Linked DNA regions of Mus musculus: all the other regions are linked to region 3. A link is a loop called in an ENCODE intact Hi-C map of the cell type or tissue named here. Cell type or tissue: heart. All regions are shown on one strand.

Region 1 (5,000 bases), 180 kb before region 3:
CCACTACCCACCTAAACACTCCTGGTGTGGCAAGCTCCAGGATCGACCAAAAACCTGTCTCAAAAACTAAGATGGGAAACAAACAACAGAAGATGCCTACTTCAGGCCTCCACATACACACCCACACAAACATATATAAGGAATACACACATACACATGCACAGACATATATAAGGAATACACACATATACATGCACATACACACCTACACATGCACATACACACCTACACAAGTATACATAATGAATGCACACATACATACACATACATACACATAGATAGTAAATGTGTGCACATGCACACACACATCAAGCCAAGTCTTTACAAAGAAGTGGAATGAGAAGGAACAGTAGGTGGCTGAAGCAGCATCCACCACTAGATGGGTGTGAGTTCGGACAACCTTCTCCTGTTGTACCATCCTGCCAGCCTGGGTATGTTTCCTCATTCTTTATTTCTAGTCTCCTGCTATCCCCAAGTTCAGAATCAAGAGTGATGAATATAAATTATATGGACACTTGAAGCTTCAGTAAGTCCCTCACCTCACAGCAAACTGCCCGGCTTCAGAGTGGGAGAGTAGTTTGCTTTGCTTTGCTTGATCATCAGAAGATGTCCTTCTGAGTCCACTCCAGACACTCCCACCTAGCCACTCTTCCAGGGTATTTAGCATGCTCTCAGCAGCTTTACCCTCTCAACTTTAGACTTTTCAAATGCCAAAAAAGCAGGGTATAGAGTTATGTGCAAAGCCCACTGAGCCTCTCCGGGATACTTCCTAAATTACTATGATACTGTTTTACACCCACAGTCTCAGGGTGTGGCTGCTCCTTTGAACACATGGAAAATACATTACAATTATGCCCAGCATATCAATGTGCTGAAGACATTCAAAGTGTGTCTGCTTCTCTGGGCCTAATGGCAAAGTTATTATCAATGGCTCCAAGTTTCTCAAGAAGTCTCCAAAGGGTTTCCTCACTAAAATCATTTTTAAAAAGTGGTGGAACAAGTGAGAGCAGTTTACCCCAAGCCTAGTGGATTATCTTTCACGGCTGTAAAGGGTAATCAAGCTGACTTCTTGTCCCAACACAGGCACAATTAGTACTGAGATAACGCAACAGCTAGTTGTGGCTGTTTGTTGATAACTCTGTGTGCCAGGCTGCTTCTCTAATCCCTATATAACTTAAGGGAGAAAAGCAGTCCTTTGGGAAAAGAAGAAATAAACAAGGCTGCCGGGCTCACCAAGCAGACTCCTCTCCAACCGAGCTGTTTTAATTTGCAGTCACATGCAGTACAGACCTTTCTAATTACAAGCTGAGAATACCTGCTCGCTCCTTTAAGGAAGTCTTTAATTATCCTAGCCCTGCAATGCCTGTTCCTTCCAGGGAGACCAGAATCATCACATCACATCACATCCTCGGACCCAACGAGATATAGACTTTTTGGGACCTAAGTGCGCAAAAACTACCCGAAACCAATCTGTCGGATTTGTTTCAACCTACACCCTCAGAGTCAACTCTTCCCTGGGATGCCAACTTCAAACTCTGTCTGGGGAAAAGGGCAGGAACCCAAAAATGTTTTGTTAACCTATGTAGTTGTGAATGGTCCTTTCAAGTAAAACCTTCTATTTCATAAAAACACTTTAGGCTAAAAGCCTCAAGTTTCTATGAAGAATTTGTGCCTCCACACTAGGAAGTGGGCAGGCCTTTTGTGTGGACAGTAACGCCACCTGGACAAGGCCTGGAAGCTCTCCCAGGCACCACCCACCCTGCACATGCCACCACACATGCCGACACACACATCCAAGACTCAGGCAAACTCTCTCTTCCCCAACACAAAGGACAGCACAGTGCTCTGTACTACTCAAAGGGCAAATCTACAAATCTAACATCTAAAATTCACTGAGTAAAAAATTACATTTTTAATGAACAAAATTTCATTAAATTATAAATCAAATTCAGCACCAAACAGCCAGCTCGTCTGTGCCCCTGGCACAGCAGTAGAGGGCATTGTAGTAGTTTTCTTCTTGGGAAAAAACAAAAACAAAACAAAACAAAACAACGGTAACCGCATCTGAGGTGGGGCTGACAGAACAGAAACAAAGGGTGACAGCATCTTTCCAACAAAATCGCCACGAAGCACTCACGTGGCCCTGCCGCATGGGGGCGCACTACACATCTGTGGAAGCGGATTACAGTGGCTGTGACTGGAGCCTGGATACACACTTGATCCCAATGGCCAATCAATGCTCCTCCTTCCCGCGAGCTGCACCAGTGAGGGCCGTGACTGACCTGACACAGGACTCTTTTCCTGTCACTTCTAGCAATGTGAGGAAGACTGCCTGTCATATGTAAAGCATCAAATACTCAGCAAAACTTTTGTCCACTAAGCTCTGCCACCAGGTTTGTGTTTCCGGTTTAGAGGCAGCAGCAGAGGAAGTGGGAAGTCCTTGCTCGTCGTTTTTGTTCATGCCCAGGTTAGCACTCCAGTAAAGATGCTTTACTCTTTGATACACACACATTCACTGTAAGCCAACATAAAACGAAAGCACAAAGGGACAGGGAGAGCAAGCAAGGAGCGAGCAGGAGGATGGGAGCGAGAGAGCGGGAGGGGAGAGCGGGGAGAGCGGGGAGTGCGGGGAGAGCGGGGAGTGCGGGGAGTGCGGGGAGAGCGGGGAGAGCGGGGAGTGCGGGGAGAGCGGGGAGTGCGGGGAGTGCGGGGAGTGCGGGGAGAGCGGGGAGAGCGGGGAGAGCGGGGAGAGCGGGGAGTGCGGGGAGAGCGGGGAGTGCGGGGAGTGCGGGGAGAGCGGGGAGTGCGGGGAGAGCGGGGAGTGCGGGGAGAGCGGGGAGAGCGGGGAGTGCGGGGAGAGCGGGGAGTGCGGGGAGAGCGGGGAGTGCGGGGAGAGCGGGGAGTGCGGGGAGTGCTGGGAGTGCGGCTCAGGAAACCAAGGAGACAAGAAGCAACTCAACCTAAAAAGCTTGGGGGAAACAACCTCATCCAAAGTGAATCGCTGAAGTCAGACAGTACCCGAGCTTACTCCAGGCTTTCAGTACAGAGCCCCATTGCCTTGGACAGCTACTCTGTCCTTCAATGTGAATGGCATCCTATCATCTACCACCGCATATTGAATCAATTGCTGACAGGCAGAGCTGCCTCGGAATGACAGTGAGCTCTTCAGGACTGCTAGACCAATACTCCTCCTTTCTCCAGTGTCCAGCACAGCAGCAGTAACAACTGCGACATTCAGCCTTGAGAGAGACACTTGGTGCTTAAGTTTACAACCCTGTTAGTCACTATGAATGGCTCTGTTTTTTTCAAATAAGGGTACTGAGAATCAGATAAATACATTTCATGGGGACCCATCGCTAATAATTGATAAAAGGAGACAAAGCAGGGTGGCCTGTCCCAAAACATAAGCCAACAATCCTGTTTCCAGTTTTGGGTTTTTTACTTAGAAAAAAAATCAAACTTTTGTTAAGGTGAATAGAATCACAATTTACACTAGAATTTAAAGCTGAGTAATTCCAGAGGGGAAGGAGACAAGGTAAAATGCCCTTGATCCAACTGAGCACGAACCAGGACTCCACAGAGTCTGGGATAGCCTTAAGGGAGAAAACAATCGCTTACAGTCCAGAATCATTAGTGTCCCCAGGGTTCTGAGGTCCCACAAAGTTTCCCCACTCTCCTGCCTTGAGTGAAGTAACGCTCCCCACCCCCAAAGCTCCGCCTCGCCACCTGCAGCAACAGGAGCAACAGTCGTGGGGATCCTTTTAGGGGTGAAGTGTATGGTTCAAGACAGGCCACAGACTTGCCTAGGTTGACTGCAATCTTTCCTGCTATGAGCAGCTACAGTGGAGTACTCCACTTCACAGACTACTGCAGACACCGGGTCAACGAGTGGTTTCAAATTGTGACTGTACTAGAGAAAGTAAATTCCTTATGGAGTAGTCTAGATTTATAGAGTAAGTGAGAGGCACAATACACTGTGGGAGAAAACATCAAGATGATAATAAATCACTGTAAAACCCCAAGCAGCACATGTCCCCCGGACGCCTTGACAGAACGTCCTGCTCTCCCAGGAGATGCAACACCTTCTGTTCTAGGCCTGTAACATGTTCAGGATGACCCTTCCCTCACATGTACTTTTGATGTGAAAGCCAGAGTCCATCCCAGCCATGAGGAGGGAGAAGAGCTTACCTACATGGTGACAGGTGGGACCCACTGTGATGGCCGGAGTTCCAACATCTACAGCTGAATCTCAAAGTTAAGAGGACAAAGATGGAACTGTCTCTAACTTAAGTAAACTGAGTTAATTTCTAGGGCTGAAAGTTTTATCACAGACTCTATGTATCCACTGTAGAAGACGTAAGTTTCCATCTTATTTAAGTAATCAGCCCTGCTCTATACAGCACCGAGTCCACTAGGAAAATAGCTGGCAGCCTCCAAGGAACATCCACTGCACTAAGAGCCCTGCTCTGGCAAGGTGTACAGACAGACAGGTAACGACCCTTGCTCCCACACCAACCGCCTGGTCTTGCTCCTTAGACCTCATGTGGTGCAAGTAAAGAATTCCTCAGAGTTGCTCACTGCGCTCCACTCCCTGTGTGGTGTACAAACACACAGGAAATGAATAAATGGGGGGAGGGGGGGGAGATGAACCAAACCACCTGCCCAGCGCACAACATGTGAACTATTAGAGAGATAATGTCTGCTGCTACCTACCCAGTGCCCACAGCCTACCCTCGGGGCTCAAGCAAAGCTCCAGGACAACCTGGGCTACATGGCAAGACCCCACAAGCAGGGCATTTGGAAGGTGATGTCAGGAAAAGGACCTTCCTTCTCCTTTGTATTTACTCCATACGTTATACAAAACTGCAGAAATGTCAGGTCAAGGAAAGTCTCAGGACTCCTGCATCAAGAATACACACACCCTCCACGTGGCATATGCCCTTATGACCACCGTTCCTTTGGGGCCACCCACACTGTAGCCTGACATCAACTAAATATCA
Region 2 (5,000 bases), 220 kb before region 3:
GGGACACAGTACTCGCGGTGGACACCCACTTCTGCACAGTAACTGATTCTTAACTGTCAGGACCGTTTCAGTCTTTCGGCAACTATTTCTTCACAACTCTGTACGAGGCAGCATACAGTGTCTGGACACACCTTCCTTAGCAGGCCAGGAGAAACGCCGAGAGTGTTTTCCTTATTTTTTTCTACACTTCTATCACAACTCCAATCAAAGATCAATTTTATGACTGATCGATCTACTGAATTAACCCAAGGAAAAACAAACTCAAATCTTCACAGAAAACCCCGTAAATAAAAGGCAGCATCTCCATTTGTAAACTCAAAATAAATAGAATTTCAAAGATGAGGGACCCCTTTCAGTCAGTATTCTTCAAATGCAAAGAAAAAAGAGCTCTTATTAATTTCAGATGTTGCACATGAATAGGCTGCAGACCCAGGGCACTCCAAAAGGGAAACTGGTTACTGAGAGACCCCTGGGCACCTGCAGCCGCCCCGATGGTGGGTTTCTCATCCAATCACTCAGCCATGCCTGGTTCTGCCCAGTGTCCTTGGGTTCTTACAGGCAATCACTTTATACAGAACAAATGAGCTCAGAAGGAAGGAAGATACTCACGGGGGGCCCCTTCAGCCATCTCGATGGCTGTGATGCCACAGGACCAGAGGTCACTCTGCAAAAACAAAAGAGAATGTTCCAGATGCCTAGTTGTATTTCTGGACAGTCATACAAATGGAATAAAAGCATCCTTCAGGTAAAAAACAAAAACAAAAACAAAACAAATCTTGCTAGGACATTATTATCTCTCCAGCCCTAGGGATTAGATCGCTTTTATTTACTTAAGCATGATATTATTCTGATAATGGTGAAAAGTGTTTCAATTTTTATGTATGTATTAAGGAGTAGAAAAATGAGTCTGTAATACATATTTAAATAATTCAAATTAAAAGAAAATCTTGGTGTAGCAATGATTTAAATTAATTCTCACTAATGGATATTGACAACAAATACTGAAATACACCAGGAACAGTTAAACTATGAACTCAATTTTAACACTACTAACAGGTACAACAATCACTAAAGCAGAAGTTTTGTTTTTATTGACAAATAAAACAGTAGTACAGTCAAGCTGAATCAGATAATGAAATATGAGTTTTATGCCTGGATAAAAAGGTGCACTATGGTTTCAAGTCCCTAGAGGTCACTCTATAATCACTTCAATTTATTTGTTTAAGAGAAGTTACAGTTTACACAAAAATGCCCGGCAAGGGGGTGGGTGTTCTTACTCTGTAGTCGTAAGTGGCGTCTGGGTTCTCATCACAGGCGATGACCTCTGGAGCCATCCAGTAGGGTGTGCCTATGAACGTATTTCTCCGTCCAACCGTCCTGTCCAGCTGAGCGCTTACACCAAAATCAACTACGGAACAAAAAGCAAGAAGAAGTGAAGCGCAATGAACAAAGAAGAAGAAAGTCTATGAGGAACCGCCACAGGCAGCTTGGTTCTGTCAGCTGCAAGCCATTCTGGGAGGCAGCACTGGGAAGGACTGCACCCTTCCCCCTCCACTCTCAGAACAGAAATGTTAAAACTGCATTGCAAGAGCCTGGGTCAGTCCAGAAGAGCCAGGAGGCCAGCCTGGCCTGCTGAGGGATGGGCAGAGGGATTACTGCAGGGCTGGGCGGCTAACACACAGCACTGTACTAAATAAAGAGACTCACAAATGCAGAGTGGGCAGTGAGACCATTCAGTAGATGAAGAGACTTAGAGGAACCCACTGTACAACTGAGGATGTGAGGTCAGTCCATAGAGCGTACATGAAGATGGATCAGACTTCACAGTTGTTCCCTGACATTACGTGTTCTGGCACTTGCAGCCACACACACACACACACACACACACACACACACACACACACACGTGTAGACAGACAGACAGACAGACAGACAGACAGACAGACACACACACACACACACGTACGTGTAGACAGACAGACAGACAGACAGACACACATGGCCTCAGGATGTGAGTTGCCCTTTCAGAGTGACTTCTACTTTCCATGAATTGAATGATGATGTTGGCTAGAAGAAAGCCATGGATGGAGGGAGGCAGGGTCAGCAGAAAGCACACACTGGGTGTACGAACATCAGCACATGCCACCATCATCACAGCCCACAAGCCACATGAGCCCAGCAGAAGGGCACGAAGCTCACACTAATGGTCTACAAAACACTAGACAATAGGCAGGGGTCACACACTCCACTTCTGTGTCCAGAACAAGTTCAGGAAACAGTTGGCTTCCTTGTTGATTGTTCCTCAACACACAGAGGACAAATCCAGGACCAAAAGCCTGATTGAGCTTTCCAGCACCTCGGCCAGGAAAGACTGAGGGTATAATTCTCGTGGCATGAGGTCAGGGCATGGAAACACCAGAGCAAGGACAACATGAGTGTCCCAGCTTAGCCCCAAGAGACTTTCCACATGGGCAGAGCACTGCAGATAACCAGGCAGCAGAGGCACTGCAGAAGGGTGCAGTGAGTTGGGCATTAAGGAGCAGCCTTCTATGGCTCAGACTTTTGGAAGAAAAGAAGAGCAGCAGACTGCTGGGTGTCCGAAGGGAAAACAACATGACCCTTTAACAGAAAAAGTTAATGCTGGTTGTATTTAAAATGTAAGAGCATAAAAATAAAATGGGGTCAAGTTCAGGTGTAGCTCAGGGAGACAGAGAACATGTCTGAGTCATTAGAAAGCTGGCAATGCCGCCCATGAGGCACCCGCTGAATACCCACACCAACACTGAAGACAATGTCCAGGCACCACATGAAAATACACCAGGGACCAAAGCAATCCCGGCTGCTGTGCTCCCAGAATATTCTAGTAAAGGGGACTATTTTCTTCTATTTGAAAAGTGCCATATGATATCAATAGAATTATAATTTTTATAATTATCAACAGCACTATAGGAGGAAAGCACAGGTCCAAGGCAGATCAGAAGGCCAGAGAGACCCCTAAAGATAGGAAAAACTGTACCAGTGACAATGAGGACATCGATTCCCAATTGAGAACAGGATATGCAAAGGTCCTGGGGCAAGGTCCGAGAAGTAATGAAAAACAACGTTGTGCCAGCAGTGAGTGCACATGAAAGCAGCTCTGCTAACTTTTTATGACTTTATTCTTTATTCTATTACTAAAAATAACCATATAATTTCCATATTGTAACATGGGGCATAGGGTAGAAGTGAAGAGCTGAGATGATGGGGCAGGAAAGTAGTAGCGGTCAGACCCCACACTTCTTATAAGGCAAGGCAGGAAGTCTGAACCTTCTTGAAATAGAACAGTAAGTCACTGAGGGTGCCTGTCTCTTTCTGTGTACTTGTCTCTGTGTCTGTGTGCCTGTCTCTCTATCTTTCTATCTGTCTCTCTGTGTACCCATCTCTCTGCACCCCCCTACACACTCCTCCCTATCTCTCTTGTTCTCCCCTCTCTCACTCATCCCCCTTCTAACGTCATACCCCAGGCTGGCTTCAAACTCACAATGTTTTTCCTTCATCCTTCCATCCTGTACTGCACTATGCCAGGCACCACTGTGCTTACATAACGAAGTCTGACTTTTAACTTAGTGTAGGGCAGAAAAGGCACCTCAGTCATGAGTTCCTGAGTTTGGGCCTCATCAACCACACCCCACCCTCCCACCCCAAGTTCAAACAAAAACTTTTCAAACTCTGTTTGGCTGCTATATCTAGGCAGAGTAGACTACCGAAGCATGAAGCGGAGGCTGGGGCTGGCTAAACAGTAAGCCAGTCCTCTCATCCTTCAGGGGAGAAGAAACAGCAAAGTTACCAAAGGGGCACAGCAAGCCACCCGCTGGCACCAGGACGGTGCATCAGGCACACACCGGCCGGCCACCTACCAAGTTTCACCTCAGCATTCTCGGTCAGCAGCACATTTTGGCCCTTGATATCTCGGTGAATAACGTGGTGAATATGGAGATGTGCCAATCCCTGAAAAGAAAAGCAGATTTGAGTCTCAGTTCTCTGTCCCTGTAAATAGACAGCCAGGAGCACCCTTTTATAATAAGGTGCACACGTGGGCCAAGTTTTTGTAAATCCGCATTTAGAACATAAAATTTACCCTTGGCACATTCCCAGAAGACACCGCCAGCCTTGCCACACATACAGAGAGCAGTGAGCTGGACTTTCTTTCCCTCTGGGATGATCACAACCACTTTAAGCTGTGCCTATGACACAGCTTTAGATTGCCATCTGAGGTTTTTCTGCTATAATTTGTGCTATTTGTGTTCAGGACGGCTCCTTTCCCACACCAAAAGTCTATCTTACAGTGGGTGACTGAATTTATTTGAGCTAGACTCGTCCCAGGGGAACAGCAAAGAATTAGAGGGGGCCTTAAAATCCAGCTCTTAAAATGCAGGCTTGTCTTCCCACTACAGAGGAACAAACTGTCACGTGCTGATATATCTCACTCCTGTTCAAGTGTAAAATAATTCTGTCACCAGAACAGCCTCATGTAGGAATAAAGTCTTTCTTCCCTAGGCAAACAAGCACTCTTGGCACACACACTTTGGAAGCCCTGTATCCAGAATGAGTCCAGTCGCATCTCTCAGGAAGGAGGTTGTAGGAAAACACACGCATCCACCTGTGATGTAAACGCAGCGAGGCAGCAGCCACACAACTCATTCACGAGACGCTGCACTCCACAGCGCGGCTTCTTAAGACATAGCAAGCCATTGATTCTGAAGTGCCTCCCTCGGCACTGAAAGAAAGGGTGGGTTACTTGTCAGGGGTTTGATTTTCCTATTAAAAATAAATAAGGGCTGGGGGCTGCAGTGGTGGAGGCAGCTAGAGTCTTTACCGTGTAGCCCAGCCCAGCTTTAAACTTGAAAGCCTCCTGTCTCGGGTGCCAGAGCTCCGGGCGCACAGGCCCATGTTCTCAGGCCCAACATCTACGATTAACGGCAACAGCCCTAGATCACTTTTTCTTCCAGCACAGTGGGTTC
Region 3 (5,000 bases):
TAAGGGTGTGGCCCCTAGTAGGCCACCCATGCTGCAGTATGTGGCCCCAAGCCCACAAGTAAATAGAAGTATGGATTGGATTTGATGGGTTACTAAAACATGGCCGGGCATGGTTGCACACCTTTAATCCCAGCACTCAGGAGACAGAGGCAGGTGAATCTTTGAGTTCCAGGCCAGCCTGGTCTAGAGAGTAGGCCCAGGACAGCCAGGGCTACATTGAGAGACCCTGTCTCAAAACAAACAAACAAACAAACAAAAAACCAAAAAACAAAAAACCCCAAAAACATGAAATTGGGAGGGGTGGATCTGGGAAGAGTTATAAAGAAAACAAGGTAAATATGATCAATTATATGGAATGAAATTCTCAAAGAACTAGTTACGTATATTTATAAAACTCCAACAACAACAAAAAAACAAAGCAAGACAGCAACTAGTTCAGAGTAATGGTACCCTAGGAGTTAGACAGGACAGATCAGTGTAGAATCTTGTAACAGCCTGATTTTAGGTTCAAATGCTGTGTCTAAATGTAAAGCACATGACTGACAGTTAGTGCTAGCATGAGCAGACGGTAATTTACCCCAGCATGTGTAGGCTAGTCTATGGGAGCTCAGCCTTCCCCATCAGAGCCTTAACCACTCCTGATGAGACACAGGGAAAGTGGGTTAGGGTTTCTCTCTGACCGGGGTATTTTTGGGGGACCACCTAGCATGCCAATGGAAATGTCTCTTTTAAGGAGTGAATGTTTGCATCCCTCTCTTCATCACTGCAGGTCAAACCTTCATCTCTCATGGCATAGATTCTTCATCTGTCTTGTGAGGCTGTGGCAGAGTACATGAGGCTAGAGAATTTATCAATTTAGGAATGTCCTTCTCAACCATTCAGGAGGAGCCCAAGAACAAGCAGTTTCTGCCTGACAGAGTCTTTGCCCAGCAGAGGTGATGACACAGAGAAGTCAGGAAGAGAAGAAAAGAGGGCTCTGACCCATCCTCTTGTTAGACGACTCCTATGATACTTGATGGCCTCTGGAACTCCAAGCTTTTCTGAACTCTGCCAGTCTGTGGCATTTTGTTACAGAAAGCCAGACCGACTATAATGCCCCTCACTCAGCTCCCGAAAATCGACTCTAGAATCAGCTCCTCCAACTGACGGTGGCTGTTGAGTTTAATTTGTGTATGTTCTCCAAGTAGCCCAGGTTGGCTTAGAACTCATGATCCTTTCTGCCTTAGCTTCCTGAGCTGGGTTTGGGGATCCAGCACAAGCTGGTTTGGGTTTTCTTCATGTGTGGTGTAACAATCATTGTCTGTGTAAGAGTTTACTCGGACACAAGCAGTCTGCTCTTACTTTCATCCCCAAACTCGCAAATCTACATTTAACCAGAGAAAATAGCCACTCAGCAGGACTTCCTGTATCCAGGGGCGGGGGCGCTCCACGCGGTCCATCTTCTCAGCTGCGCATTGGCTGAGTCAGCTCCCTACAGTCAGTCCCTGGGCTTCTTTCCAAGTTTCCTTTACTGCAAGTAGCAGAGACGAACTTTTTTTTTTTTTCATACTGACTGCTTTTCTCTAGCTTTAGGAATCTTCGAAGTTTCCCGGTCAAAGAGTTCAAACTGTCTTTGGCTTTTACAACTAAGGGCAAAAGCCACAACTACATGTGTGGCGATGCCCCGTGCCTACCCCCAAAGTGCCGTGGAGCTTGAATTACTCCGGCCCCACCAGTACAAGGTCTTGTCGTTTCTCTTTATTCAAACTAGCTTGTGTAGCAGGCCTTAATTTACTACTTCTTTCTCTGCAGTACTGTCCGTGCTGTGACTCAGAAATCGCTTGATTTGCTGTGTTTCCAGTCAGAGAGCTCTTCCACTAAAGAGTCTCAACACTCACCCCTCAGCTCGTTCCTATTGTCTAACGTGAAGTTTGTTGAGGGGTTAGTATGGTTACACTGCAGGAGATTTACCTGGACAAATTGTGAAGAAGAAGAAAATAGCTAAGCAGGAAGGCTAAGAAGCAGTCCTTCCCCCTTCAGGCACGCTCCCGGAAAGGTGGTGTTCAACGCAGGCCATCTAGTGGATCCTCCTGGGAAAAGTGCCCAGGGGGAGTCAAGAAAACCATTTCCCAGTGCAGAAGGATGGAGCCCAGCTCAGAGACTGGAGTTCTCACTGGAGGAAGAGCTGCAGTTGCCCCTACTCCTGGGGACAGGCTATCCCTTCCCTCTTCCTGGCGTGGGTGTGTGGGAACCGGCACGAATGAAGCCAGTCGTGCGGTTACTAAGCTGCTGGGAGTTGGGGCCTTAACTTTGACTTAGCATGAATTCTGGCCCAGAACCTCGCCCTGCCCCCCACCTCTCCTCAGCGAGGGCCCCACATTACAGGATGTTATTCATCCGACGTCTGTTAGCTGCGGCCCCAGTGTGCCAGGCAGAAAGACTGAGTCAGATTCTGGAGGGAAGAGATTTTGCCAGGAAGACCTGGGCGTGGCTCAGGTAGGTGGAATCTGAGGTCGCAAGGGCATGAGAAATATAAAATCAGGGATGTTTTCACGAGATCAGTAGGATTTGGCTTTCCACACCCACTATTCCTTATATTTAAACAAAACAAAACACGCTTAGGCAGTTAAAAAAAAAAAAAAAAAAACACTTTAAGAAATATACACTGGCCGGGCAGTGGTGGCGCACACCTTTAATCCCAGCACTGGGGAGGCAGAAGCAGGCAGATTTCTGAGTTCGAGGCCAGCCGGGTCTACAGAGTGAGTTCCAGGACAACCAGGGCTATACAGAGAAACCCTGTCTTGAAAAACCAAAAAAAAAAAAAAAAAAAAGAAAAGAAAAGAAAAAAAAGAAAAAAGAAAAGGAATGTATACTGTATGAAACTGCCGGTATGTAATGTGTATGTGACATGTAATTATATAATATTCAATCTAATGTAGTGCCATATATAGCAGATATATAAAGTGGAACTAACAATGAAACAAATATGGAATAAACAAGAAGTGTGTGTTTTCTGTGCACATGTGTGGTCCACTCCTGAGCAGCTGCCAGTGTGTGATTTAGTTCCTGGAGGTGGACTCTGAGGCAGACTTAGAAGATGAGAGCATTTTTTCGGTGGGAGCTTTGAGGAATGAGCAGCATGAACTTCAGATGGAGCCCTCACCGTTATCCCTAAGGACGCCTCTGTCGTAACAGTCTTCTCTCTGAGTCTGCAGGGAGGCCCTCACAGCCAGGACCCCTGTTCCTTTACAGGGTCCCTTAGAGAGCATAGCATCATGTTTGCATAGAACCAGCCTGCATCCTTCTGATGCTTCATACATCCCTAGATGCCTTAGATTCTTGGTACCTGGGAACACCATGCCCTGGGGAAGCAGGGCAAGAGGAGATTCCTGCATCTCCAGTCCTGAAGTCCTTTCCAGAGATGTTTGTTCCATAGTTGTCGAAACTGTCTGTGTGGAAAATCCAGACGTGGATGTTTGATGGTTAAGACCAGTTCTAGTTGTATTCCTCATAATTAGAAGGACAGAGAGGAGAGGAGAGAGAGCGAGTAAGAAGAAGGGAGACAGGGAAAGGAAGGGAGACTTAATTCACTCCAGATACCTGGCTCCCTAGTAGTATTTTTTTTTTTTTTTTGACTTGACCACAGGGTGAACCCAGGGGCTGTGAATCATAAGACTTGCTCCACGAACACTCTGTTCCAAGCCCCTGAACTCTGAGAACTTTTCATGTTGTGTTCAGATCTTCAGGCAACTCGGTATTTCTCTGTGCTTGCCAGCCTTGAAAGGAAGGCGTGTGCTTATCTGTAGTGGGGGGGGGGGGGGCGGGGGGGATGTTTAAATGCAGAAGCAGGCCCTTAAGGCCTGGTTCAGTGACTAGCAGCTTCATTCTGTTTAGAGTTCCTGGACCAGTGATGTGCCCTTCTTCCTGACAGCGTGCATTTAACAACCCCCATTGTACAGGACTGCCAGCTATCTGGCCATGTGCCACTCACACTGCCCAGGAGACACGGGTGCTCACTGTTGGTAGACTCAGCACCCAGGAATGCAGATAGTTGTAGAAGGAAGGTACAAATGAGCACCGTCCCCAAAGAAACTCCATCCTGTGTGAGTGGCTTCAGAGCCTTCGCCTTTCAACATGTGTGCTCAGAGGTAACTTACAGCTGAACCCCACACAGCAAAGTCTGGGTTATAGCAACTTTGCTGAGAGCCAACCCATTCTGGGAGGGGACTGAGCTGTCTCTGAGGTCAAGCTGCTCAGGCACAGCAAACATTCCTTCTTGCAATTTTTTTTTCTGTCTTCCCCTTCCCTGCCACTTGTGACTAACAGTCAGCACACACCACAAAACCATCCTAGCTGGGGGTCACTCTGGCTGTGGTGACCCACTTTATCCTGAACACTCAAAAGTACCAAGTCTGCTGTGGGCCTTGGACTCCCTCCCATCTGGCCTCTCACCTGCCTCAGGTTCTCTGTGTCAGTCAGAAAAGGAAAGGCCCTGTGTCAGGAAAATGCTACCCCCCAGGCCTTGGTGACTTGATACAGGAATTGTTTCCGTCTTCCTGGTGCTATGTGTTCAGTTCGTGTGAGGGGGGAATTTCTACCATGAGGTAGGAACCTAAGTAGATGAGCCTCCTAGCCCAAACCACCATGGTCACAGTGACACAGGGAGGAGACAACATGGAAAACTACACAGATTCCCACAACTTCTGCTCAAGTTTCAACAGCCCCAGCGAACTTTGCAGCCATGCCTGACTACCATGGGCACAGAAAAGGACATTCCTACCATCTACCAGACGGACAGAGACTAAAATATTCAAGGATGATTTTTTAAAACTATTAGACTAGGCTGGTGAGATGGCTCAGCGATTAAGAGCACTGACTGCTCTTCTGAAGGTCTGGAGCTCAAATCCCAGCAACCACATGGTGGCTCACAACCATCCGTAAAGAGATCTGATGCCCTCTTCTGGAGTGTCTGAAGACAGCTACAGGTTATTTACATATAATAAATAATTTAAATTTAAAAA
Region 4 (5,000 bases), 180 kb before region 3:
TGGGTCAAACACAAAGAGAGGGGCATCCGCTGTTCTCATGATGTACAGGCAGAAAGCTGGCACGCCTTTCTACTGAGCAGATGCTCACCTCATTGAGCATCCTCAGCAACAAAAGGAAACTCGACTCTCTATCCCTTACACACACACACACACACACACACACACACACACACACACACCACCTCACAGAACAAAACAAGGCGACAAACACCACCTCCCCAAGACCAGCAACACTGAGGGTATTGCTATACTCCACGTGCCCAGAAATGCAACAGCAGTGCAGAGCCACTGTTCCCCAGCTCTATGAATAAGGCTCACTAGGACAGCCACTTCACAGCACAGCCAAGTGAAGAGGAACTGTAGCACTGGCTGGGTTTACTTCCTGCCCCTAGGCAGTCAACTAGGAAAAAATGCTAACTGTCAGTTAAGATGTGTGTACATATGACTCAAAGCCCCAAAATGCTCACAATGCCAATATTTTCACTCCCAACAAAAATGGTGGGTTATATTTTAATATTCCTTTCTTACTGTACAGAACTAAGAGCAGGCACAGTCAAATCTTCAGTGACAGCTCATAATGAAAAGGCCAATGGCCAATGAGAAAGCAAAGGTGGATGTATGAATGCACAAGGTTCTGTCAAGTTCTCTCAGATAGTTCTCCTTCCTCAGAGAGTATCCCTCACAGTAGTAACTAACAGCTTATTAATAAAAACATCCTTAAAAGTACTTTAAGGGAAGTGGGCGATGTGGAAGAAACCGTGTTTACTGGCCACGAAGGTGGGAAACAAGGAAAGGATGAAATGCAGCCGACTTCCATTATCCCTTTTACCAAACTCAGAACTCAGATATGGCTAAGCCTTCCTGCTGCACAGCTACATGGCCAGCATTCCTGCAACAGGCAGTTCTTAATGCAAACACAAATGCCCGTATACACATTTTGTCCTGTGCAACACGGACCCCGATCCCAGAAGAAGCCAAACTCAGCTACTGACTGTAAGGATGAAGAATACACTAGGGACCAGAAGCCAGGTCTGGGAGACATGATGCCCTTCAGCTCCTCCAATAGTGTCCTAGGCCCACCCAACACTAGCTGTGCAGACTTTCCCTCCTGCAGAGTCCTAAAAATGGAAAATGGGAGGGTGGGAGACAAACAGTGAAGAAGACAGGACAGTCTTCTTGCCAGGCTGAAGCACTTACTTTTAGTCCCTAGTCCTGGCCATGTGAATTCAATCTTTATGACAGACAGAAAGCCTTTACTAGGAAACCTACAAGAAATCTTTTAGGAAATTTTAGGCCAGAATACAAGAATTTTTCACTCTACTTAAAAAATACATATATATCAAAACAAATTCCATTTTTAGAAAGCATTTGACAAAATCTTGTCACTTTGTTAATCAAGATTCACAAATCTAGCACAGGCAAATTCCTCATTAACTTTTCTAAGCTAATACAAGATGGGGGGGTGGGGGGGGGACTAGCTGTCCATACCCTCAACTACCTCAATAGGTTACTCTAAACAGATAAAAAAAAAAGTACATTTTACCCTGCTGCTCGCTCTTATGACAACACACAACTCGGTAGTTATTCTCTGTCAATGTCACTGTATTATGTGGCCTCTTCTGGGTTTCTTTCCAACCCTCTTGAAAATGAATAAAGTAAGAGGCTCTCCCTCTCTTCCCACCACTGAGCCGCTGCTGAATGCTGCTGAATGCGCAAACACGGTGCTGTTTTTAGCGCCAGCCAAATGCCAGCCTCATTCTCCCACAGCACCCTCCTCGGGCTCTAATTCACTCTGCTTAGTGCAAACGTAAATCAACAATTCTAGCTCCCACAGAAAAACAGGCGCATAACCCAGAACCTGAAAGTGATTTCTCACAAATACACCAGCACCCAGTCCCTGGATCTGAGCAGCAACAAGAAGACTTACTGTTAACAAATCCCTGCACAGACTCTCAGTCACAGAGAGAAAACAAAGACCATGCAGATAAATAGCCAACAACGAAAACCAGCAATGTTGTTCAGGGCTAGGCACTCATGCTAGAGCCTGGCTCCTCTCTTGCTAGGACCACCCCTCTGCATCTGTGACCCCTGAAAGTCCACGGGAAAACTCCAGCAGGAGACAAGATGTTTGCTGAAGAGCAAACCATGCAGATGATTTCATTCTTTAAGCCACAAGAATGAGGGGACTTTATAAAACCCACAACTGATTAATTCCAAAGCCGCAGGAGAACACCTGTGAGTGCCGGCAATGTCTACAGTGAATACTGTTTAAATAGATTATCTGTTAGACTTGGGGATATTTTTACCAGGTTAAACACGACTCAGTGGGCATTTGTGGACAAAATGGCTAAAAAGATAACTAAGCTAATAAAAATGGCTCACACACTTGCTGAAATCCCTACAACTGTGTTTCCTAGGTCAGAGCCTGATGAGGCCACTCAATAACTTCATTTCTTCTCAATAAAAATAGATACACACACATACATACACACACACACACACACACACACACACACACCGCTAAATTCTCCAGGGAATGCATTTCACATTTCGACAGCCTCCTCCAGGCAGCATAACGAAAATGTTTGTGTGCAAAATACCAAAACACACTCAAACACTTCTATTTCAAAGACCTCAGATCACAACTCTGCCACCGACTAGCTCAGTAAAAAGTCAAACAAGCTTCATAAACAGCCCTAAGCCTAAGTCTCATTACCTAAGAACAAGAAAATAATCTGAAGAATAAACTGAGACAGTGTAAGCAGAAGCAAGCTCTACAACTTGTAGCATGCACAGAACACACAGTAAACGCTATTGTTGCCACAGTCATTTATGATGCAGACAGAGCCAGTATTGTCCAATGCTCTGTGCCGCCCTTGGTGCCATGACTCTATCTGCACAAGGCTGCCAAGGCTCCCTGTAGGCAGAACCTGGCACCAGGAAAAGCAGGACAGGGGCACTTTGGCTGGCATGGTTTTATAGACAGACACAAGACAGGACCCAGCAGTGACAACACAGAATGTGACTGTAGTTGAACTTTTCAGTAGAGTTCAGTGGAATGCCCTTGAATTCTAAGCCAGCACCTTTCAGGGTGTACAGTCACAGACAGGAAATGCAAGTTTATAAAGTCTCCCATGTTCTCTTCAGCTCAATGGAAATACAACATCTCAAACAGATTACTGGCACACGAGAGCGCTGACACACGAGAGTGCACACCTCCATGAACCTTCCGGATCATCCTGTTTCTCTCCCTACTTCTTTACCGTGGCACTAACACCAAGGAGCTTCTGTCACAGGCATAAGCTTGTCAACTGAGATCTTGAGAAAATGGGTGGAGTATTAAATGAATCAGAACATGAGAAAATGCAGGTTAATAGGGGAGTGGCATCCTCTCTTCAGCCAAGAACGAACCAATGCAAAACTGAACCAATGAGGTAATGGCTCCTGTCAGATAGGCACATGAGTCACTGAATGAAGTGCTGGGCACCTGGAACACAGCTGAGAACCTCGCACCTGTGGCCCAGCCTGATCGGGGCTCCCCTCCCTGACTCACAGGCCAGACTTCCAACACTGCCTTCTTGTCCCTATTGCATGCCATCAGACTTCAACTTCATTATATTTCAATCCACTTTAAAACTCTGGAAGGAAGAAGGGATGGCTCCAAGGGAAAGCATAATAGGAGAATCAAAGAACTGAACAGAAACACCCCAAACACCAGAGAGCACTACTGGCTACCAGCTAGTAATGCTCACATGCTCAGCAGCAAGGTCACCACCACAGAGGGCGAGACTACTCACAGTTCAAATACAAAAACTGCCCAGAAAGCCGAGGAACCACAGCACACCTTACCCGGGATGCTGAGTACTGTGCTGGCCCCTACAGCTCTACACCGAGTCAAAATACAATGGAAAGCAGAGCTACTTAAGAATGTGAGTATGCATGACACCCAGGACTGGGATACAATGTCTGCTAAGTGTCTCCACTGAAGGCATTCACAGTGCAAAGACCCGGGTGTATGAAATGACATTTAAAGACACTCTCCCAGTCAGTTACAAATCTCTTCCTCACTCATCATCTAGCGTGTCCACCTCAACACTCAGTTCTTCACAACTGCACACCTACACAGGAACTGGAGATGCACGAAAACCCAGAGAGCCCAAGTAAAGCTCCGCACAGTTATAGCTTCTTGGAGCCAGACTTTGGCTACTTTGTGGGGTTTTTTCTTCCACCTTTCTCCATCCTTTCCACCCTTTTGACTCACTAACACTAGATGAGAGAGGAGGAGGAGGAGGAGGAGGAAGAAAAAGAAGAAGAAGAAACAAATAAGAGTAGAAAGAGATGACATCATCGTTAGACTACTTCCTGCCAACTAGGGGCATCAAGTCCCTTGGGTATTGATTGATCTTTGCAGTCAGGATAGCTAATTTCTTCTTGTTTCTTCTTTGTGCACAACTACTTAACAAACTATGGCCAACAACAACCACCCACACCACCTCTTGGGGCCCTAGTATTTACAAACCCTCTAAAAAGTCCCCAGAATTCCAAATGTCACACAGTCGCAGAAACTATAAGCTGGCTGGAAAAATCACACCCCTGCTAGAGCATGTGGCAAATCAGAGTCAGCTGCTGTGGACAATCTGAAGCAGCCTCACAGGCAACATCAGGGATTAAAACAAAAACACTTTATTTCTGTGTTTTTAAAAGAAATTAAAATTCTCATTATAGCTTCTAAATTCTGTTCCTCGTAGATGGCATTTAAGTCCTTAACAACCCTCCTGTGCCTGAATGAAACTATCATCTGCTTCAACACCTACTATGGAATTATCTGCTCTGTACCTGTTTACCTCACCGTACTGTCTGCTTTGTAAAGGCGAACAGAGGCCATTTATTTCTATAAATGGAAAGAGCAATACACTAACACTCACTAGGTACCCAATAAGCACGTGCTAAAGAAAAAGGACAAGAAGTGTCACAAGAGGCGCTTCATGAGGTCTAAGGCT
Region 5 (5,000 bases), 75 kb after region 3:
CATACAAGTACACATACACACAAAACACATACAAAAAAAATATTACACACCCTCAAAAGTTAGAGTGCTAGAACTGACCCTGGCAGTGTGTGAGTGACCACCGAAAACCGGAAGTGCCATGAGCTGTCAGGAGGTTGTGCTGACTCCATGCACACAGCACAGGCCGGGTGAAAAGCCTGGCTACTGTCACTGTCACGCCAGAGCTGTGACAAGATTGTCCCTAGAGAACCGATCCCCTGGGTCTCTCAGGCTGATTGTTTGTGAAGGCCCAACAGAGGAGCTAACACTCATTGCCTTCCTAGGTGGTCTTTCTTGCTGATGAATACTGCAACTACTGTCGAGACATTTTACAGAATGTGAGGAACCAAGAACTGGAGAAGGTAGGCTTTTATCTATGAAATACAGGCACTTATGACCGGCTGTCAACCACTTAACTTGATAGGACCCCTCCAGGGACAGCAAGAGCTAGCCCATTGCATCAAACAGCTCATCCAGCTGGTCTGGTCACCGGTGAGTTCTGGAAAGTGGTCTTGTCTCGGCTTAGTCATTTGGAAATTCTCAGAGGTTCTGATATGGGTGTCACGATGCTTGAAGAGCAGATTCAGCTCTGCCTGAGTAGAGTGTAGGTAGTAATACCGACCTCTTCCCCAGTAATGCCTGCCACATCATATCAAGACATGCCATGGCAAAGGAAAGGGACTCTGAGGCAGGTGATCGATCCGGCACGGATGGGTGTTGCGGATTTTATTGTAGAACTGGTGACTGCTCAGTGACACACCACCTACCTATAGTGACCACCTACCTATAGTGACCACGTACCTATAGTGACCACCTACCTATAGTGACCACCTACCTATAGGGTGACGCTCTGAGGTCTCCCCATTACACAAGGAGGGGTGTAAACTGAATGTGGGAAACACATTTTTAAATTAGAGTTTATCTAGCCTATTGTGAGCCTGACTCGCGTGCGGTCAGAGGACAGTGTTCAGGACTCAGCTCTGTCCTGCCAGCCTGTGGGAATCAGGGATGGAACTCAAGAACCCATGCTTGGCAGGACACACTGAGCCATCCGACTGCCTGGACTTTACTCCTCTATGTATGAGATAAGAATCCAGAGAAGCAAGAGCACATTCAAATGGGAGCTTTCCTGATGCTTCCGGTATCTAAGCATTTCAGCTTTGAGCGGCAAGGCTCTCAGCGTGAGCACACGCGCCGTGGAGCCGGAGTGAAGCATGGCAGAGTGGGAGACACCAGTGTGCCCCTCTCTGTCTCTGCAGCATCGTGATGCCAAGCCTCTCACAGCTTCCTTCCACTCAGCAGATACTTGCTTAAATCATGTCCCGTGACAGCTCTGTTTCTGGGACTAGGAAGTCATTTTCCACAAGGCTTGAGGAATGTGTAATTTGGTAATGAGGGGAACAACGTTACACAGTAAGGCTGACGAGTCCTGCCCCTGTCCGTTAGTCACCCCTTCTCGACTGATGTGTGTCAGCAACTGTTAACTCCCACAGAATACCCGAGATAAGAAACTTAAAACGCAGGGATACTGGCTTTAATTTATGGTCTGGGGAATTTTGGCCCATGTCTTCTTGGCACTGCCCTCCAGTTTGCATCTGTGAAGAGGCAGGGAGCAAGCATCAGAACAGCCTGTTCCTCCTGGGCGAGACACTGAGAAAGAGGAAGAGCCGGAGGTCTCACCATCCTCTGAAAGCTCACAGCCCCAGTGGCCGGGATGCTGCCTACTAGGCCTAACTCCCAAATGTGCCACCACCTCCGATTAGCACACCAGCCAAGGACCACACCTTTAAGCAGTGGGCCATGGGGAAACACTCTAGATTCAAACTATAACAATTATTATAAACAAAATGCCTAGGGAGGGCTTCTTTATAAAGAGAAAAGTTTATTTTGGGTCACAGTTTTAAAGGTTGAAGGTCTAAGGATGATAGCTTTCTTGTTGGCAGCCTAGAGCAACACAGGAGCTCGTGTGCGTGTGCATGTGCGTCTGTCCATCTGTCTGTCTCGCCTTCTTATGGAGTCATGAGCATCCAGTCATCAGGCCTCTACCTCGATGGCCTTCTGTAATGCAAGGCAGTTCAGTCCAGGCAGTCACAGGATCAGGTAGAGGGAACACACTGGAGAAACACTTGTGTTTCTTACTCACTAATGAGCAGGAGCAGGGAGCTTGGAACATGGGTAGCCAACCAGGCTATGAGTGGACAGCTTTCCTGAATCTACTTGGACAAGTCTGTCAGTGTTCCTGACACAGATCCCAAGTCATGGTCCTCCTGGTGGCTCTCACTACCTGGCCAGGAATCACTTCTGGCCTGGGGTTCCTGGATACCTTAGAATGTCCCTGCCCATGGAAATCCCACAGGACAGGAGCCTTATGCTAGAGAAATGGCTCAGTGGTTAAGAGCACTAGCTGCTTTTGTGGAAGACCTGAGTCCACTTCCCAGCACCAGCACGGTGGCTCACAGCTGTAACTCCTGCTCTGGGGGCTCTGAGGCCTTCTTCTGACTCTGTAGGCATGCACACACGCGAGCACATACAGAATTAATAATAAACCTTTAAAGGAGGTGGGTGGTCTTTATCAGCTGGCAGCTGCCAATCTAATTCAAAAATTGGAATCTGGAAACAGGCAAATAAAACAGAAAAAGAAGGAACCTGACTTTTGGCCCCTTGATGTGTCCCCTACTTGATCTCTGAGAGGGGCTCATGTGGCTTCACAATTGGTGCTGAGGAGTTAGGCACGAGGAGCAATACTCTTACTTTTTTCTTTTTTTTTTTTTTTAAGCTGGAAAAAGAGCAAAGTGATCAGTCAGCCAGCCAGTCAGTCAGTAAGCTTTTCTTCTCAACCCTTGATAAAGCCCCTGTAGCCTTCATCTTATGGTAATCAACCAGGGCCCTCTGGTGGCCAGAAACAGCTTTCCCTGTAGGAAACACCCTCAAGGAAGTAGGTTTCCTAGTGGAGGGCCAAGGCAGAGTGATCTGCTATGGTTGCTAAAAAGAGGTGTTTCCTCTGGAGAGATGGTCCAGAGGTTAAGAGTGGTGACTACTCTTCCAGAAGACTCAGGTTCAATTCCAAGCACCCACATGGTGGCTCACCACTGTCTATAACTCCAGTTCCAGGAGATCTGACATCTCATACAAACATAAGTGCAGGCAAAACACCAGCGCCCACCAAGTAAGAAGAGTAGTTTCCAAACACAGCCTGTGAAGCTGATATCATAACTTTGCATGCGCTGGTGTGAGGCCTTGCCATGGCCTGTGGGGTCACTGACTATGAAGGGCTGAGGCCCACAAGGCACAGCCTGGGTTGCTGATGATATGTTCTGTCACATTAGGTGGAGGATTTAATCACATCCTTCTGGAAATCTCGGCAGCAAGACACAGTCATGCTCATGTCTCTGCCCGACGTGCGCCAGCTCTTAGGATGCTATGACATGCAGCTGTATAAGGTGGGTGGACCCTTGACTCCCCTGGGCATCCCTTCCAGAAACAAATGCCAGTACTCAGGTGAGAACAACACCCCCAATATACACCAACACAGAATAGCACCCCCAATACACACTAGCCCAGAACAGCACCTCCAATATATACCAGCCCAGAACAGCATACCCCAATACACACCAGCCCAGAACAGCACCTCCAATACACAACAGCACAATACACAACAGCACAATACACAACAGCACAATACACAACAGCACAATACACAACACCGCAATACACAACAGCACAGAACATACCCCATAAACATACCAGTCCAGATCAGCATATCCCAATACATATGCCAGCCCAGAGCAGCACCCCCTAGTACATACTAACCCAGAACAGCACACCCCAATATACATACCATACCAGAACAGCACCTCCAAAACCCACCAGCCCAGAACAGCACTTCCAATACCCACCAGCCCAGAACAGCACCTCCAAAACCCACCAGCCCAGAACAGCACCCCCAATACACACCAGCCCAGAACAGCACCTCCAATACACACCAGCCCAGAACAGCACACCACAATACACACAAACCTGTGTACAATGGACAGGGCCTTTTACCTTTTGCTCTTTTAAATTTCCTCAAACACAGAATATAATGATCCATGATTCAGATTTTAGCCCATTTTATTTTCTGAACATTTCAACCAAAGATGTGTGTGCGCTCTCTCTCTCTCTCTCTCTCTCTCTCTCTCTCTCTCTCTCTCTCTCTCTCTCTCTCTCTCTGTGTGTCTCTCTCTCTCTCTGCATATATATAATTTCTTGGAAACAGGACCCCTTGATGTAATCAAAGCTGGCTTTGAACTTACAATCCTCCTGCCTCAGTCTCTGGAGTACTGGGATTATAGGTGTTCCCAGGCCAGTCTTTTAAAAAGGCATTTTCAGGGGGCTGGAGAGAAGACTCAGAGGCTAGGAGCACTGGCTGCTCTTCCAAAGGACTCAGGATCGATTCCCAGCACCCACACGGCGGTTCACAACCTTCTGTAGTTCTAGTTCCAGGGAATCTATGCCCGCTTCTGAGTCTCCTCAGGCACTGCACACATGCATTCAGGCTAACACTAATACACATAAAACAAATAACATCCAGAAAAGATGTTTCAGAATGCAGAGCCATGGCTGATCACTCTGAAGCAGCGCCACTGCCAGGCTGGCTCTGCTCAGGAACGCCGGTCTCTGGAGCACTTAGGAGGTCAGGTGGACATCGGTTCTGAGGTCTTTGTTCATCAAGAGTCCCACTGGTTCGGACTTAGGGAGCTCATGCTTCTAGTTTGTCACCACAGACGTAGAATAAAAGGGCTGACTGACGCGGCTCCTAATGTTGGTCCTGACCCTCTGCGTTCGCCAGAGTGGGCGTGGTGCTGTTGCTTGCTCTGTTTTGGCTCTGGGTTTTGTTTGCTTACTTTAATGGAATCAGGGCCTACACTGAGGGTATGCCCCAGTGGCATATGCACAAGGCCTTGGGTTCCATCCACAGAATGTGGGGTGGGAGTGGGGGAGAT
Region 6 (5,000 bases), 110 kb before region 3:
AGCTTTTAGGAAATACGAGAGTACACATCAAAAATAAGAGCGCTCATGTTTTAAAACTGTCAATGAGCTCAGCGGTCTGTAAACTCCAAAGGGAATTTTAATCGGATATTTAGCGGAAGTTGGCAAACCGACTCCAAATGCATCGGGGAAGATAGAAGTATGAAGAACCGACAGAAATACTGAAAAAGCGAGGATAAAGAGAGGAGAATTGCTCTGCCAGATTGTGAAACAAACCGCCAGACTACCACAGAGCGGGGTGATTGCCGCGCGGGAGAGATTCTCAGAGAAGCTCCATCTACACCCTGGGATTTATTTCGTCACCCAAGTGGCGTTTCAAATTAGTGTGAGAAGTGGTAGGACATTTGCTGTCCACTGGGAAAACACAGATCACTGCCTTGCATCACAGGAAAGGCAATTGATTTCAGGTCTAATTAGAGAAAGTTCCAAATAGAGACTGCTGAACTCGGGATAAGCAGGGTTGCTGGCTGGGAACCAGATTTCCCGTTCAATGCCCCAGGCCGGCTGTGAGTGGGAGCGCTAACCCCTAGGGACCTCCCTGCCTTGGTGTGAGAACCTGCAGGAAGACTGAAGTGTTCTGAGGTGTGTTTTTTAGTCCGTATGCTCCTTCCAAGTCCTGTTTCATCAGCTTGGAGATGCCCAAGGCCCCCAAAACCAGATCCTCCTGCGATTTAATGCTATTTCTGAGCTGGTACTGGTGCCAGAGAGCAGATGGGGAGGTCAGAGGACAACTTCAGGGAGCTGGTTTTGTCTTTCCACAGTGTGGGGCTTGAGCTCAGGCTCAGTTCACCATGTTTAGCAGCCGTGGACTTTAGGGAGTGATGTGTATTCCATTCGAACCTGTGCTGCCCAAAAGACCTTTTCACGACATCGGAATTATTCCCTGTCTTCACTGTCCAGTTCAGTAACCACAGGTGTGGGAGTGTTAACACTTAAACTGGGCCTGGCACGACAGGAGCCAAATGTGCCACATGTGACTGCCAACGGATGTCTGTGAGGCCATCAGCCTCAGCCCCTGGGCCAGGGCCAGGTAGGACCTCGTGGAAGTCCCACAGTGTAGAGCTGGACTAGAACCAGGGCAGTCTTCAGAGAAGCTAGTCTAGCTTCTTACTGATTCCAGACCCAGCTACAAACTTAGTAGCTTAAAACAGTTCCAAAGAATTATCTCACACTTCCGGAATTCAGGAGGCCAAATTGATCTTAATGTAGGAGGAGGAAATTGAAGCATTCACGAGGCTGGCTCCTTGGGGACTTAGGTTCAGAGGCAGAGGTGAGCAAGAGGGATGGTATTTTGTACAACCTGCGCACTATCTTCCTGACACTAGAGAGGTAGTGACTGTCTTTTGAGTTGTAAAGTTCTACAAACAGAGCAAAGTTTAAAGAAGATTAGCCTGGCCGGGCTGTGTGTGAGTAGGTGGAGATGGGGGAGGGGTGCTGGAGAGCAGGGAAACTAGTGAATAAACAGAAGCATGGGATGTTTTGTTTCAGAGGGAACAGGCAAAGAAAGTGTCTGGCAGAAAACACCTTGTCAAGCAGAGAATGTCCTCAAAACATCACCAATGGTGCTAAACAAAACATGACCACAGTGGCTTAAATCGTTTCAGAAAGAAACATAATTTCTGATTTTATTGGTTTATGTACTCGAGGAATTTGTGTAATTGAAGGGTCTGTCCAATGACTTTATTAATGCCTAGCTCTGTTACCCAGGAGTGCATGTTTCTCTGAAATACACTGCATACGGGAGACACTGAAACCTTTCCACTTGCATCAGGTCATTTTCTAAGCTCAGCCAATGACTCTATCTGAAGGAGTATGGTGGCCCAGGTATTTGAATGAACACAGATAAGATGTAAGGCTCAGGGGCCATCCTTCCAACAGCCTGGGTTTTTAGCACAGGAAGTTGTGTTGTTTATCATCTGCCCTTCACCTTGAAGAGAAAGAGAGAAACAAGCCCGGCTCTTACTTACCAGATGGCCCTCTCTCTGTGGCTTGGGTGCCATCTGGAATTGGTTTTGATAAATCCAAACACTAGAGCTACATTATCTTTCTAGCTAAATATATCAGGTAGTTCATTAGCCTGGCAACCTCTGCCTTGCTTTCACTAGCTAAACAAGATAGGACTGGAGACGGAGTGTGGGTTTTGTTCACCAGGAAGCCACTGAAGAGAAATCACTCTGCCTTCAGTGACCTCTAGAATGATTTCAAAGATCCAGAGGCCAGCTGAGTCCCTGAAGGGGTGTAGACACTGCCCTGGGGACCTGTGGATAGCGGCATCTGGCAGGATGCGGGCGGGGCTTGGCTGTGTTTCTGATCCTGGGTTATTACTCAAAGCACTCCAGTCTCCGGACACCTAAAGACTAAAGGCAGCCAGAAACTTTCCTCCTTCTCTTTAGAGGATTCTCATCTTTGCATTTGTGCACATACATAAAAAGGTAAAAGTAAAATCATTTTCCAAGCTTGGAACAAAACCCCAGGCCTGCCTCACCCAGCCTTTCCACGGCTCGCTTTCAAATGTGTTCCCAGCTCCGCTGCTTCTTTGGATTTTTTTCTTGTCTCCCTATTTTGGTTGTGTGTGTGTGTGTGTGTGTGTGTGTGTGTGTGTGTGTGTACATTCAGGTCCATGTGTATGTGTGTGTGTGTGTACACATTCAGGTCCGCGCGTGTGTGTGTATGTGTGTGTGTGTGTGTGTGTGTGTGTGTGTGTGTGTGTACATTCAGGTCCATGTGTATGTGTGTGTGTGTGTGTACACATTCAGGTCCGTGTGTGTGTGTGTGTGTGTGTGTGTGTGTGTGTGTGTGTGTGTGTGCACATTCAGGTCCATGTGTACACTTATGTGTGGTATGTGGTGTGAGTATGTGTGTGTCTATGTGTGTGTGTATAGGGCAGAGGTAATTGAAAGGCCCCTTCCGTTTTATCTCGCACTTTGACTTTGGAGAGAATATGGAAGAGAGCCTTGCTCACTGAGCAGGAAGCTCAGCCATTCGGACAGCCTGGCCGGCCAGTGAGCTCTAGAGATCCATCTGTCTTTTTCTGCGCCTCCTGTGGCACAGACCAAAGAGTCCAGCTCCTCCCTGGGTGCTACTAAGGCTCTGACCTGCTTAGTAGAGAGCACTTTCCCAACTCAGCCATCTCCCTGGCCCTGCATCTCCATTCTTTTTAAAACAAATGTTAAAGTTTGTATATGTGCACACAGACAGCCTGGTCTCCAGTCGAGCAAAGGTCTGGAACCCCGGGGACCTGTGAGTGGTGATTTCCATCAACATGGGACAGAAGGTGTTAGATTATGTCTCCTGGACCCCTGGTTCCTGTTGAAGTTACTACCCCCACAGCCCCCGCAAGAGAGGTGTGTGACTATCAGTCACATAGATAAAGCCCCAAGCTTCTGGCATTCTGGCTAGACTCCACCCCCACAGTTATCTGACTATAGCCAAGTATGCTCCTCCCCACAGTTACCTGGTAGCCCAGCCCACTATAAAAGGGGCTGCTTGGCCCCTCCTCGCTCTCTCTAAGCTCTTACTTTGCTTACTATCATCTCTAGTCTTCCTTCTCTCTCTCTCTCTGTCTCTCTCTTCCCCCCCTCTCTCCACGTGGCATGGCCAGTCTCTCTCCCTCTTTTTACCTTCTCTCTTTCTCCCTGCCTTTCTACAATAAGGCTCTAAAACCATAGACTGTCTCTGCTGATCAAGGCCCACTGTGCTTGAACGATGAGATAGGCTTTCCCCTAAAGACCTACATCTAACTTCTCCCCAGAAGGCCTTCCTGCACTCCAGCCACAGACCAAACCAAGGACTTTTATCTGCTTGGGAACCACCCAGCACCACCTCTCTCCCTGCCCTCTCTTCCCTTCAGCCCCGGGGCTGACTGAGCCGTCCCTGGGGCCCCCATTTTGTTCTCAGCTCTTCTGCGGTGTCCAGCGGCATCTGGGATCCCCGAGACTGAGAACCTGTTATCTCTAGCTTCCATGAGGCCTAGAGACCTAGAACTTGTCCACCCCCTTGGACTGGGTCCTGAGCTTCCCACAGCCAGACACCTACCCGGGGCCTCGTGGAAAGCCTATGGCAGTCCTCCTTCGTCCACCAGCCCAGAGCACGGGAACTCTGGCAGGACACAGGTTTTCTCCCACTCCCTTTATTCCCCCATGCCCAGCGCCCAACATAGGGGTGTTTTGCCTGAATGTATGTCTGTGTACCACATGTGTACAGTGCCCATAGAGGGCAGAAGATGCCTTGGAACTGGAGTTAGAGATGGTTGTGACCCACCATGTGGGTGCTGGGAATTGGATGCAGTAACTTTAAAGACTGAGCCTTGTCTCTAGCCTGCATGTGTCCAGACTTTTTAAAAACATACTTTTGGTACATATCTTTATGTTTCCATTTTACGTCGCCATTTGTTCAGAAGGAGAGAATCTGCTCTCACAGGTCACAGGCTCCCTCTCAGTGTGGTCCTCTCCATCACTCAACAGCAACAGTGAAGGTTTCCATGTCTATGGAAATGGTCCTTAATGCTCAGCTCTTCCCTGGGCCGTAGTTACTGCCTTTTCTTTATTCATTAAACCTTCATTGCCCTTCCTACAACAATAATATTTTGTTTGTTTTCTGGAAACAGGGTCTTACTTTGTACAGTCTGTAAGGCTGTCCCGGAGCTTAGTATGTAGCTCCAGCTCGAATTCACACCAGTCCTCTACTTCAGCCTCTCGAGTACAGGAATTTCAGGTGTGAGTTCCCACGCTTGACTCAATAATCTTTTGTGTTTAGATTTTTATGTGCCAATTGGTGATCTACCCTTATTCTTATAAATATCTCCAAATAGCAGTTTCTCCTTTCTTTGTTCACATAGTAAGTATTTATTAATAGTAAGTATTTATTAATATTGTTTTCCTTTGGAGAGACCCCTTCTTTAATAGTCTGTCCTTCTGTCTGTCATTCCCTGTCAACACAAGACAGACTTATCCTCGGCGTGGCCACCTCTTCTTCCCACTGAA

What was found. Hi-C counts contacts between places; a loop is a spot of excess contacts. Peaks named below come from ENCODE experiments on the same cell type or tissue, not always from the same donor. Only the 100,000 strongest peaks of a DNase experiment are listed, where the experiment ranks them.
Region 1: it touches region 3 in a loop (6-fold over the local background); 12 of 42 quality-filtered maps call a loop at or near these places.
Region 2: a loop joins it to region 3, with 4 times the contacts of the local background. A loop is called at or near these places in 12 of 42 quality-filtered maps.
Region 4: a loop joins it to region 3, with 2.7 times the contacts of the local background. A loop is called at or near these places in 12 of 42 quality-filtered maps.
Region 5: a loop joins it to region 3, with 5 times the contacts of the local background. A loop is called at or near these places in 10 of 42 quality-filtered maps.
Region 6: a loop joins it to region 3, with 4 times the contacts of the local background. A loop is called at or near these places in 3 of 42 quality-filtered maps.

What each region holds. Positions count from the first base shown.
Region 1 is chr1:39,933,889-39,938,888 of GRCm38, reverse strand. The region is part of intron 2 of Map4k4 (mitogen-activated protein kinase kinase kinase kinase 4); the gene reads right to left. Among named protein-coding and RNA genes, the nearest start is that of Map4k4, 35 kb to the right of the region's middle. In heart, a CTCF peak has its summit at 2,154; a DNase peak (open chromatin) is centred at 2,218; H3K4me3 peaks cover 1,352 bases; H3K27ac peaks cover 515 bases.
Region 2 is chr1:39,979,547-39,984,546 of GRCm38, reverse strand. Map4k4 (mitogen-activated protein kinase kinase kinase kinase 4) reads right to left here. Exons shown (of 32, transcript NM_001252200.1): 6 at 3,897-3,987; 7 at 1,278-1,408; 8 at 610-664. Among named protein-coding and RNA genes, the nearest start is that of Map4k4, 81 kb to the right of the region's middle. In heart, a CTCF peak has its summit at 1,184; a DNase peak (open chromatin) is centred at 2,376.
Region 3 is chr1:39,758,636-39,763,635 of GRCm38, reverse strand. No RefSeq gene overlaps it. Among named protein-coding and RNA genes, the nearest start is that of Rfx8, 40 kb to the right of the region's middle. In heart, CTCF peaks have their summits at 1,412, 2,059 (motif pointing left) and 4,953 (motif pointing left); DNase peaks (open chromatin) are centred at 1,435, 2,165, 3,685, 3,945 and 1 weaker place; H3K4me3 peaks cover 811 bases; H3K27ac peaks cover 2,718 bases.
Region 4 is chr1:39,939,896-39,944,895 of GRCm38, reverse strand. The region is part of intron 2 of Map4k4 (mitogen-activated protein kinase kinase kinase kinase 4); the gene reads right to left. Among named protein-coding and RNA genes, the nearest start is that of Map4k4, 41 kb to the right of the region's middle. In heart, no CTCF peak of the experiment used is centred here; DNase peaks (open chromatin) are centred at 262 and 2,925; H3K4me3 peaks cover 547 bases; H3K27ac peaks cover 1,454 bases.
Region 5 is chr1:39,683,953-39,688,952 of GRCm38, reverse strand. Rfx8 (regulatory factor X 8) reads left to right here. Exons shown (of 15, transcript NM_001145660.1): 7 at 303-380; 8 at 3,345-3,458. Among named protein-coding and RNA genes, the nearest start is that of Rfx8, 35 kb to the left of the region's middle. In heart, a CTCF peak has its summit at 2,922 (motif pointing left); a DNase peak (open chromatin) is centred at 2,912; H3K27ac peaks cover 1,667 bases.
Region 6 is chr1:39,865,399-39,870,398 of GRCm38, reverse strand. No RefSeq gene overlaps it. Among named protein-coding and RNA genes, the nearest start is that of Gm35600, 15 kb to the right of the region's middle. In heart, no CTCF peak of the experiment used is centred here; DNase peaks (open chromatin) are centred at 398, 1,148 and 2,268; H3K27ac peaks cover 3,003 bases.